Linked DNA regions of Homo sapiens: region 2 is linked to region 1. A link is an interaction called in ENCODE POLR2A ChIA-PET data of the cell type or tissue named here. Cell type or tissue: HepG2. All regions are shown on one strand. Links, peaks and the distances in the headings refer to the core of each region. The heading gives the core; the rest is flanking DNA.

Evidence for each region. ChIA-PET counts read pairs that join two places held together with the same protein. Peaks named below come from ENCODE experiments on the same cell type or tissue, not always from the same donor. Only the 100,000 strongest peaks of a DNase experiment are listed, where the experiment ranks them.
Region 2: POLR2A ChIA-PET joins it to region 1 with 6 read pairs; 4 of 35 experiments call an interaction of 5 or more read pairs at or near these places.

Annotation. Positions count from the first base shown.
Region 1 is chr10:31,971,746-31,977,130 of GRCh38, forward strand. All of the region lies in intron 2 of LOC107984219 (a long non-coding RNA gene), which reads left to right. Among named protein-coding and RNA genes, the nearest start is that of ARHGAP12, 46 kb to the left of the region's middle. In HepG2, for the core only: no CTCF peak of the experiment used is centred there; a DNase peak (open chromatin) is centred at 2,866.
Region 2 is chr10:31,834,918-31,840,302 of GRCh38, forward strand. It overlaps ARHGAP12 (Rho GTPase activating protein 12), which reads right to left. Exons shown (of 20, transcript NM_018287.7): 8 at 4,720-4,794; 9 at 4,388-4,402. Among named protein-coding and RNA genes, the nearest start is that of ARHGAP12, 91 kb to the right of the region's middle. In HepG2, for the core only: a CTCF peak has its summit at 2,087 (motif pointing right); a DNase peak (open chromatin) is centred at 2,094.

The sequences.
Region 1 (5,385 bases), core at 258-5,257:
GTACAATATGGTATAGAATATGAATTCATGAATCATATTATATTCATGAATCAATTCATGAGTTCATATTCTATACCATATTGTACCTGCTACATAACATGTGTGTGTGTGTGTGTATATATGTAGCAGGAAAGATACACACCGAAAGGCTATAATGACACTCTGAGTGGTTTAATTGCAAGTGATATTTACTCATTTACTCATGTGTGCACACACACACACACACAATGTTTTTTCTATAATTAACATGCCCTATTTACCTATTTATGTCAGTTTTTTATACAGGTTAAAAAAAAGAAAGCATTGAGGCCTCAAGTAGGTTTAAGTACAGAAAAAAAAAAAGCCATGAAGTCCCACTGAAATCTGTAGCACCACATCATATCACACGTAGGTTTAATAACCTGCTCAGGAAAAACAGATGTCAAACTTTTAGGCTGGGTGTGGTGGCTCACACCTGTAATCCCAGCACTTTGGGAGGCTGAGGCGAGACACAGAGTGTCCCAGTGATGTGGTGAGAGGGGAAACATGTTAGCATAAGAGCATGTATAGTCCACAAAGGACCCATGATGGAGTCTCACAGGTCTCATTCCTAGCAAATTTCATGTAAAAGTTGATTTTATTTTATTTTTTGAAGCGGGGTTGTCACCGGTGAGCAGCAACTATCTGAGCTGGTGGTGTGGGTGTTACGAAAAATTTATTTACCAAGACAGTTGTAGGTAAAGAAAGGCAAATTTATTAAAGAAAGTATGAAAATACACGGCAAGAGAGCAACAGGCAGGCCAGCCCAAAGGAGCCGATGACTTCCAAGAGACAAAGGCATGCTGGGGATAGTATAGAATAGTGCGTATGCTGTATGCTGAGGAAGGCTCTGTGCAGTAGTGATAACACCAAGGTTGCGGTGAGCTAACTTGCAGGTTTCTGATAGTTGGGTGCAGGGAGATTGTGAGTTATTTGCACAGGAGGGCTACGTGTCCTGGACCATGAAGAAAGGCAGACTGATAGCTTATCTGCTGCTTCTTTTTGCTTTCCCCTGGTCCTGCCAGCTTGATTCCTTTTCCCTAATTAGGACTCCACAGAGGTCTTGCTTTGTCACCCGGCTAGAGTTCGGTGGTGTAATCATAGCTCACCGCAGCCTCAAACTACTGGGCTTAAGCAATCCTCCCGCCTTAGACTCCTGAGCAGCAGGGACTACAGGCATGTACTTCCATGCTGGCTAATTTTTGTATTTTGTTTTAGAGACGGGGTCTTCACTATGTTGCCCAGGCTGGTCTGGAACTCCTGGCTTCAAGAAATCCTCCTGCCTTGGACTCCCAAATTGCTGGGATTACAGGTGTGAGCCACCATGCCCAGCCTCAAAGTTTGGCATCTGTTTCCCCTGAACAGTTTATTAAACCTACATGTGATATAATGCCGTGCTAGAGATTACAGTGTGACTTTGTATGTTTTTTTTTTTTTCGTGAGACAGAGTCTCACTCTGTCACCCAGGCTGGAGTGCACTGGTGCAATCTCAAACCACTGCAACCTCCACCTCCTGGGTTCAAGTGATTCTTGTGCCTCAGCCTCCTGAGTAGCTGGGATTACAGACGTGTGCCACCATACCTGGCTATTGAGTCAAGGAAGGGTTTCACTACATGAGGTTGTTTGCTTGGCACTTTGCAGTTGCATTCTGCACAGCATGAGTTGTAAATATTTGAAAAGATTTCATGCTTCTCATAAGTAACCAAACCAAACTACATAGAAATATGCCCCCAAAATCCAGAACCCTTCTAAAGGGAAGGCTACAAACATACATACTTCTAACACAACCACTTTGTTGAGAATCGCCTCAGAAAATTTTGCTAAATGACATACTTGATTCAAAGAAATGCAATATCAGAACTTGAGAATACATAAGTGTTTAAGTTCCAGCCCATTTTTGCAGGTAACAGTTTATAAAATACTCTGGAATAAACAGTGAAGATTATTCTCTGTTTCGGGGTAATTATATACAGTGTTTCACTTGATTTTGTTTTGTTTTGTTTCAGACTGGGTTTCACTCTGTTGCCCAGGCTGGAGTGCAGTGGCACAATCATAGCTCACTGCAGCCTCAAACTCCTGGGCTCAAGTGATTCTCCTGCTTTGGCCTCCCAAAGCACTGGGATTACAGGTGTGAGCTACAGTGCCCAACCCAATGTTTCACTTTAAATAGTCCACTGAAATATAAGAAACAATTCATTTCAACAAGGATATGATGGGTAGCTACTGTTTCAGTTGCTGTGCTAGGTTCAGAAATCAAAGATGAATAAACCTCAAAAGCTAAAAGGAGGATGTCAAATGTTCCCAGTATAAAAAAATGATAGGGACCAGGCGTGGTGGCTCACACCTGTAATCCCAGCACTTTGGGAGGCCGAGGCAGGTGGATCACCTGAGGTCAGGAGTTCGAGACCAGCAAGGCCAACATGGTGAAACCCTGTCTCTACTCAAAATACAAAAAATTAGCTGGATGTGGTGGCAGGCACCTGTAATCCCAGCTACTCGGGAGGCTGAGGCAGGAGAATCGCTTGAACCTGGGAGGCAGAGGTTGCAGTGAGCTGGATCGTGCCACTGCACTGAAGCCTGGGTGACAAGGGCAAAACTCTGTCTGAAAACAAAGATAGGCTAGGCACGTTGGCTCACACCTGTAATCCCACTTTGGGAGGCCAGCGAGGGAGGATGGCTTGAGCCCAGGAGTTTGAGACCAGCCTAGGCAATATAGGGAGACCCTGTCTCCACACACACACACATACACACACACACACACACACACACACACACACTCACACACATTAGCCAGCATGGTGGCATATGCCTGTAGTCCCAGCTACTCTGGGGGCTAAGGTGGGAGATGGCTTGAGCCCAGGAGGTCAAGGCTGCAGTGAGTCATGATCACATCACTGCAGTCCAGCCTGGGTGACAGAGCAAGACTCTGTCTGAAAAAAACAAAACAAAACCACTGAAGAAATGCTAAATGTTTCAGATGATGGATATGCTAATTACCCTTACTGGTTGCCATACGTTATATGTATGAAACGTCACTATGTATCCCATAAAAATGTATATCATTATTTTTCAATTTTAAAAATGATAAATAAGCCATGATCTTTGCACACAGGCCTTAGAGTTCAGTGAGGGGAACCAAGCTCCACACTGTGGATATGATGTCAGGGAGCATGGAGAGGGGATGCTGACGTGGGATGAGTGCTGGGCAGGTTTGGGAGGAGATAATGCTTGAACTGAGTCTTGCCAGGCAGACAGGGTGGAAGGGAAAAACGTCAAACTGACATAAAAGTGCAGAGACATGCAAGAGCCCAGAGTTTAAATAACTGCAAATAGTTCCTGAAGACAATTGGACTTCCACTTCTGGCCAAGGTGGAGTGACAGGGACTGGATTCAGCCTCCCATGTGAAAGGACAGAAAAAACAAACAAAATACGTAAAACAACAGATTTCAGACACTGCACACCAGGCAGCAGAGAACAATGATTCCTGAGAGAGGGAAAACAAATGAGGTGAGGCCTGTGATTACCTGAGCTCATTGCATGGAGAGAGCATTTAGAGAGGGGAAACGTGGGTGGAGCCTGGGGGCCCAGGCAGGCCATGGCATCTTGAGTTCACAGGGCAGAGTTCCAGAGGGGAGACTGCGGCACAGAGAGAGAGCTCCAGAGATCGGGGCCCTCAGGTTTTCAGCTGAGTACTAATCCACGCATGAGCGTGCAGAAACTACTCAAGACTCAAGAAAGAACCATGAGATCAGAGCAGAGGGAATAATCCTTGAATGAAAAACCTTGTAATTCACAGGGTATCAGGTAGAGTACTCTAAAGAGCATTTCCTCTGTGGTCTAGAATAAAGGCTGCTTTCATCTTGCCTAGCAAAGCTTAGGAGAAGCTTCAAAAAGATTAAACTGTTTCCAAACAATTTAACTGCTTCCCAGAATAAAGCTCAAGAAAATGTTTACAGGAATAGAAGACTAACACTTAAGGATGTGAAATTCACAGTGTCTAGCATCCAATAAAAAATTTCTAGGCTGCAAACAAAGAAAATACAATCAATAATGAGAAAAATCAATGTATAGAAACAACCCAGAAATGCATGCACATTAGTCAAAGAATTAATAGACAAAGTCATTAAAAACAGTTATTATAACTATATTCCATGTTTAAAGTCTACAGAAAAGACTGAGCAAATTGAACATCTAGATATGAAAAATGCAATATCTACAGTGAAAAATATGCTGGGACCAGGCATCATAACTGTAATCCCAGCAAATTGGGAGGCCAAGGCTGGAGAATCACTTGAGGCCAGGAGTTCAAGGCCAACCTGGGCAACATAGTGAGATGCCGTTTTCACAAAAAATACGAGGAACTAGCCAGGTGTGGTGTCACCCACCTGTAGTCCCAGCTAGTCAGACGCCTGAAGCAGGAGGATTGCTTGAGCTCAGAAGTTTGAGGCTGCAGTAAGCTATGAAAGTACCACTGCACCCTAGCCTGGACCACAGAGTGAGACCTTGTCTCTAAAAAAAAAAAAAAAAGGGAGAGAAAAATACACTGGATGGGATTGAGATTGACAGGAGTTTAGACAATGCAGAAGAAATGAGTAGTATAGTTGAATATGTAGCAATAAAAACTATCTAAAATGAAACAGTGAAAAAAGGTTGAAGGCAAAGCATCAGTGAGCTATGAAGCAACTTCAAGTTGCATACACTGTATCTGAGGCCAAAGTTGATTGATCCATGGCTGGACACCTTGAACATGGCTGGGCCAGTGAGTTTTAGGACCCAGAATCAAACTAGTCTCACTCTGGGTGACTAAAGCAGAAACATGGAGATCTTTGTGTTTTCCACCACATAGGCCGAGCAGCAGAAATCATCAATCTGCAACAAAGGGAGAAAGAAACAGACATTCAGAGGAAAGTTGATGTATAATTTGGAGAAATGGGCCCGGCGTGGCAGTGCACACTGGTAATCCCAGCACCTTGGGAGTTCGAGGTGGGCGGGTCGCTTGTGGTCAGGAGTTTGAGACCAGCCTGGCCAACACGGCAAAACCCCTTTTCTACTAAAAATACAAAAATTAGCCAGGTGTGGGGGCGCCCTCCTGTAGTCCCAGCTACTCAGGAGGCTGAGGCATGAGAATTCCTTGAACCCAGGAGGTGGAGGTTGCAGTGAGCCAAGATCATGCCACTGCACTCCAGTCTGGATGACAGAGCAACTCTGTCTCAAAAAAAAAAAAAAAAAAAAAAAAAAGAGAAATAAATCATTGCAATTTCCAGGTCTTGGTTCGAGTTGTTTCTGAATCTAGCTCTATCCCTGTGCTATTTGGCTTCTCCTTAGAGCCCATGAAATAAGGGTTTTTTGTCACATAAAATGAAGAA
Region 2 (5,385 bases), core at 203-5,202, 140 kb before region 1:
AGGCAGGGCACGGTGGCTCACGCCTGTAATCTCAGCACTTTGGGAGGCCAACACAGGTGGATCACGAGGTCAGGAGTTCAAGACTAGTCTGGCTAAGATGGTAAAACCCCATCTCTACTAAAAATAAAAAAATCAGCTGGGCATGGTGGCAGATGCCTGTAATCCCAACTACTTGGGAGGCTGAGACACAGAATTGCTTGAATGTGGGAGGCGGAGGTTGCAGTGAGCCGAGATCGCGCCACTGCACTCCAGCCTGGGCGACAGAGCGAGACTCCGTCTCAAAAGAAAAAAAAAAAAAAAGAAAAAAATTTAAACAGATTTTTATTTCATACTATTTAGTATACTTTCTCTACATAATATGTGTCAAAATCAACCAATGTTTTTGTGTTGCTTACTAAGAAAGCTTCATAAAAAATATCTTAAGTCCCATAAAATATATACAAACTTATACATGAATATTTGTTGGTCTAAGTATTTGATACTCTAAAAGAAACTTTATATTAAAAATAAGCAGGAATGCTTTAATAAGGACTAGCAAATTATGGTTAAATTGAGTAACAATATTATTCTATCCTAATAGGCAAGAAAACAATAAACTTCAAATTCTACTAGGTAATCTGGGGAAAATTTCACAAGTTCATAATTACTTTGCAGGCTCCACAATTTCTAATTGATGTTGCATTCTTTTAGTAAAGTAGGTACTTCTCAATTTAGGCTAACAAGTGTGATATACCAAAATCAATACACCTGATCAAAATCCTTATCTTCAGTTAATTGTGTAATAATAAGATTTTAAAAATATAGAATAAGTAAACTTGCACAATTGTACCTATAGCATTGAAAAAACACCACTGTAATGAAACATCCAGAATGGGTAAATCCATACATAGAAACAGAATGCAGGCTAGTGGTTATCAAGGGCAGGGGACTGGGGAGGGTGAAATGGGGAGTGACTTTTAATGGGTATGGGTTTTATTTTGGGGTGACGAAAAGTCCTATAACAGAGGTGATAGCCACACACGTTGTAAATATATTAAATGCCACTGAACTGTACCCTTTAAAATGGTTACTGGTTAATTTTATGTTACATAAGTTTTATCTGAATAAAAATAAAATTTTTAAAGAGTCAATGGATATAAAAAGAATTAAACATTCATGTTTTTTAAAAAGGCCTTAGAATAGTAATATTCAATGAAAAAAATAAGCAACTTGTCCATTAATACTTCAAATCATTAAATTTTAAAATGTCTTTTTCTCTAAATTGATTAATGCATATTAATACCATAAGTGGACATACAATATCAAAGCTCAAGTTTCTGAAATGCATATTCTAAAACTTTACTCAGTATTCAGTAATTGGGAATTTTAAAATGCATATTCTCATAGGTACATTGGGACATATAATGAATAGCTTCTTAGATCAGCCCACAAAAACCTATTTAATCCATATTATAGTCAAATTGTAGACAAATATATTATTGACTTTTAAAAAATGTATATACTGCCTATTTCAAGCAGATTTAAAGGGACTACAAAAAGTAACAATCATTTAAAAATTAGAAAAGAAAAAGTTAACATGTTTAAAATTTATATTAAGGGACGAAATTTTAAATCTGGTGTGATTAAAGGAGATAGATGAGCAATCTGCAGGGATTTTTAAGGTGACATTAAGAACTGAAAATGATGATGGTATCATTTCCACTTCTAAATTTGCAGCTTCCTTCTTTCTTATCACTAAGCCTTTATACCAATCAGATTTTAACTCGCAAAGAAAGAGGGAAATATCTCCCTGTAGTAACTGGGTACGAGTGAGAAAGAGACGCAAGAATACCAGAAGCCATGCAAGCGCAGAGGAGGAACCAGAGGGCAGAGGGAGTGAAGAGATGTCACAGAGGGCAGAAACCTCCATGGGAGGGCACAACAGCATGGATGGAGCATTCAGGAAAAAAGGAATGCCATCTGGTGATGGAAAAACAGAACCACCTCTGGTAGAATTAACATGGCGGTTTGTTTTTTTCACCTAAAGGTAAAAAAAGATTGAAACAGAAGAAACATTGGCGAGGCAGTTCCCTGTGATGGCCATCAGAGGGTACTGTGAGTCCGGCATGGTCTAGCTGCTGTCAAACTTCAGAAAATGGATAAATGGGTGGTGAAATAATTTGAAAACAGTCCTTGTAACTGCATGTGCAACATTTAAAAACTTTGCTTCTAGGATTACTTAGGAATTCTCTTTTAACAAAATGAAAATAATGTATAAAAGATCTTTGTGGGAACTGTGCATTACCTACATTTAAAATAGTTTTAAAGGGTTTCCTACTTTTCTAGATGGACAGATTAAGAGTACTGTAGTAACAGTGCCTTAGATTCGTATGGCAATTCTTGCCAAAACCACCAAAATAATGTTCACTTTTATCGTTATGTAATGTTTATGTACCCAGTACTGTGCAAATAATGCAAAAGATAAGTAGATGCATGTAGTCTCTATCTGTCCTCTATTTAAACTTCTTTTAGGAATTTAAAACCTGGTAGGGAGACTAGAAGTACATATAATAACTTGCACTTATTCAATGCAATTAGTGACTTGAGAGTTCAGATAAAGAAGAGAACATTATTCTGCTACGTTAGTCTGACAAAGCTTTCTGGAAGGGTCCATCTTGATGGAGGTATAGGATTTAACTATGTATAGAAAAAGCAAGGCCCACTCTAGGCAGGGGTACTGCCTAAGCCAACATCAGAAGGAAATGTGTACAACCCCTGATTAGTGCCAAAAAGACCAGATTGCACTAGGGAATGGAGAAAGAGTTAGAAAAATGAAACAGTATCTGTGAAAATCTTTACCTCTGGGAAATCTGAAGTATCCTAATAAATAACAGTGTATCATAATTTCATAAACTAGAGAAGCCATAATAAAATTTTGTCTTTTAAAAAGCTTTAAGGTTTCATTTATTTATTCAACAAATATTTACTGAGCAGCTATTATATGGCACTGTGGGAGGTAATGGGGTAACTCTGTTCCTGCTCTAATGAAGCTTTACTCTGTCTGGTGGGGAAGACAGACATTAATAGAGAGTTGGAGGTTCCTATAAGAAATAAATAATGACAAGTTATTTTATGTAATCGAATAATATATAATCAAATACTATGAAGAGTATTATAGGAAAACTTTGCCTAACCTAGAGAATTAGAATAAAATTCTCTGAGGAAATAAAAGTTCAAACTAAGCCCTGATGAATGAATAGAAGCTAACCAGGCAAAGATGTCGGGGAGAATGTTTCAGCATGCAGAAGAAATGACACACACAAGGACCCTGATCTGAAAGGCAGGCTCCTTTGAGGAACTGAGAGAAGGGTGGTGTGGTAGGACAACAAGCAAGAAGGGAAAAGGAAATATGAGATGAGGTGGTGGAGGCACTCAGGAGCCAGAGCATGCACAGCCTTGTCATGCTCATTAAGAATTTTAGGGCTTCATTCTACAAGAAAACAGGCTGGGTGTGGTAGCTCACATCTGTAATCCCAGCACTTTGGGAGGCCAAGGCAGGCATATCACTTGAGGCCACAAGTTCAAGACCAGCCTGGGCAACAAAGCAAGACCCCTTATCTCCATAAAAATTTTTAAAAAATTAGCCAAGCGGGCCAGGCACAGTGGCTCATGCCTGTAATCCCAGCACTTTGGGGGGCCAGGGTGGGTGGATCACTTGAGGGCAGGAGTTTGAGACCAGCCTGGTCAACATAGCGAAACCCCGTCTCTACTAAAAATACAAAAAATTAGCCAGGTGTTGTGGCGCATGCCTGTGATCCCAGCTACTCGGCAGGCTGAGACAGAAGAATCACTTGAACCTGGGAGGTGGAGGCTGCAGTTAGCCGAGATCATGCCATTGCACTCCAGCCTGGGCAACAGAGTGAGGCTCCATCTCAAAAAAAAAAAAAAAAAAAAATTTAGCAGAGCGTGCTGGTGCATGCCTGTGGTCCCAGCTACTAGGGAGGCTGAGACGGGAGAATCACCTAAGCCTGGTGGGGGAGGGGCAGGTGGTTGAGGCTGCAGTGAGCTATGATGGTTCTACTACACTCCAGCCTGGACAACAGAGCGCAACCATGTCTCTATTTAAAAAACGGTAACGAAAAAAAACCCAGAAGCCATTGAAGGGGAATAGCATGATCAGCAACAGAAAAGACTGGGAATGAGTATAAATACAGAAATTAAGTAAAATTTCATCAGAGTTAAGACAGGTATCTTAACAGAAGTCACATGGAGGTTTTCCAGTTTAGGAGAACTTACAGTTAAGCTATATTATTTCCAATATTCATCTGGCACAGACTTGGCAATATATTTTACAGCATAGAAAATGAAGGTGTCTATGCCTATTAAGAAGGAGAGGATTGCTTCTTACCTTTGGACTGCTGGCCTGAGGAAAAAAAGAGTAAAGTATAATGTCATAGTATTGTCTGGGAATTTTATATTTATTTTTAAAAACAAATATAAGTTCATCACTTAAAAATATGGTATATAATTTAATCATGTAAGATACCATATTTTAAACAAAAGGGGGACTTTTAAATCAATAAAATCTGATTGTTAAACTTATTTTGATTGTGATTTTTTAGAAAAACCAATGAAATTTAATAGAAGCTCATTTAAACATTACATTAAGAGTAAATTAACTTGCTAAAATTGATTGAAATAACTGGACTACATTATAAGATATGCTTCTATCATACTAACTGTATCTTGGTGCTTTGGTGAGGAGGGAGAAGACTCATTTTCAGGAAAGCAGGGTTTTGAGGCAGTTGGAGATTCCTACAAGAAATAAGTAATGAAAAAAGTTACTCTATTTTATATAATTATATTTCTGCCTCTACTCACAGTGGGAGAGCTTAGTAAGAGAGAATAACAAATTTTTTCCTCGTTATTTTCGTTCTATATTCAGCTCCAAGCTAATAAGGTAATGATTTTAAAACTACAAACGTTATTAAAAGTTTATAAAATATGGTGCTTTTTATAGCAATTACAGTTAAATTTAAATAATGCATATGGAATTACTCAAAAGAAATGATACAAGCTGCCTTAAAATCATGATGTTATATCAGTTTGAATTAACCATATTAAAATAAGTAAAACCTAAACACTTCTGGATAAATAAGTTATAATCATGATACTAACTTGCTCTTGGTATGGTAAGTATAAATACCCAGGATTAGGCAAGGTCACAGAAATACCTTAGCAAATGCCAGAATGAGAATTTAATTTTAGTCAAAAGCTATATAAGAAATTAAATTGCTATTAGTATTTAAGGTAATTTATAGAAAACTTTCCAAAAATTAGAAATAAGATATTTTAAATTCAAGAAAGAAACCTACGATTTAAATATTAATAACTCCCCAGAAAAAA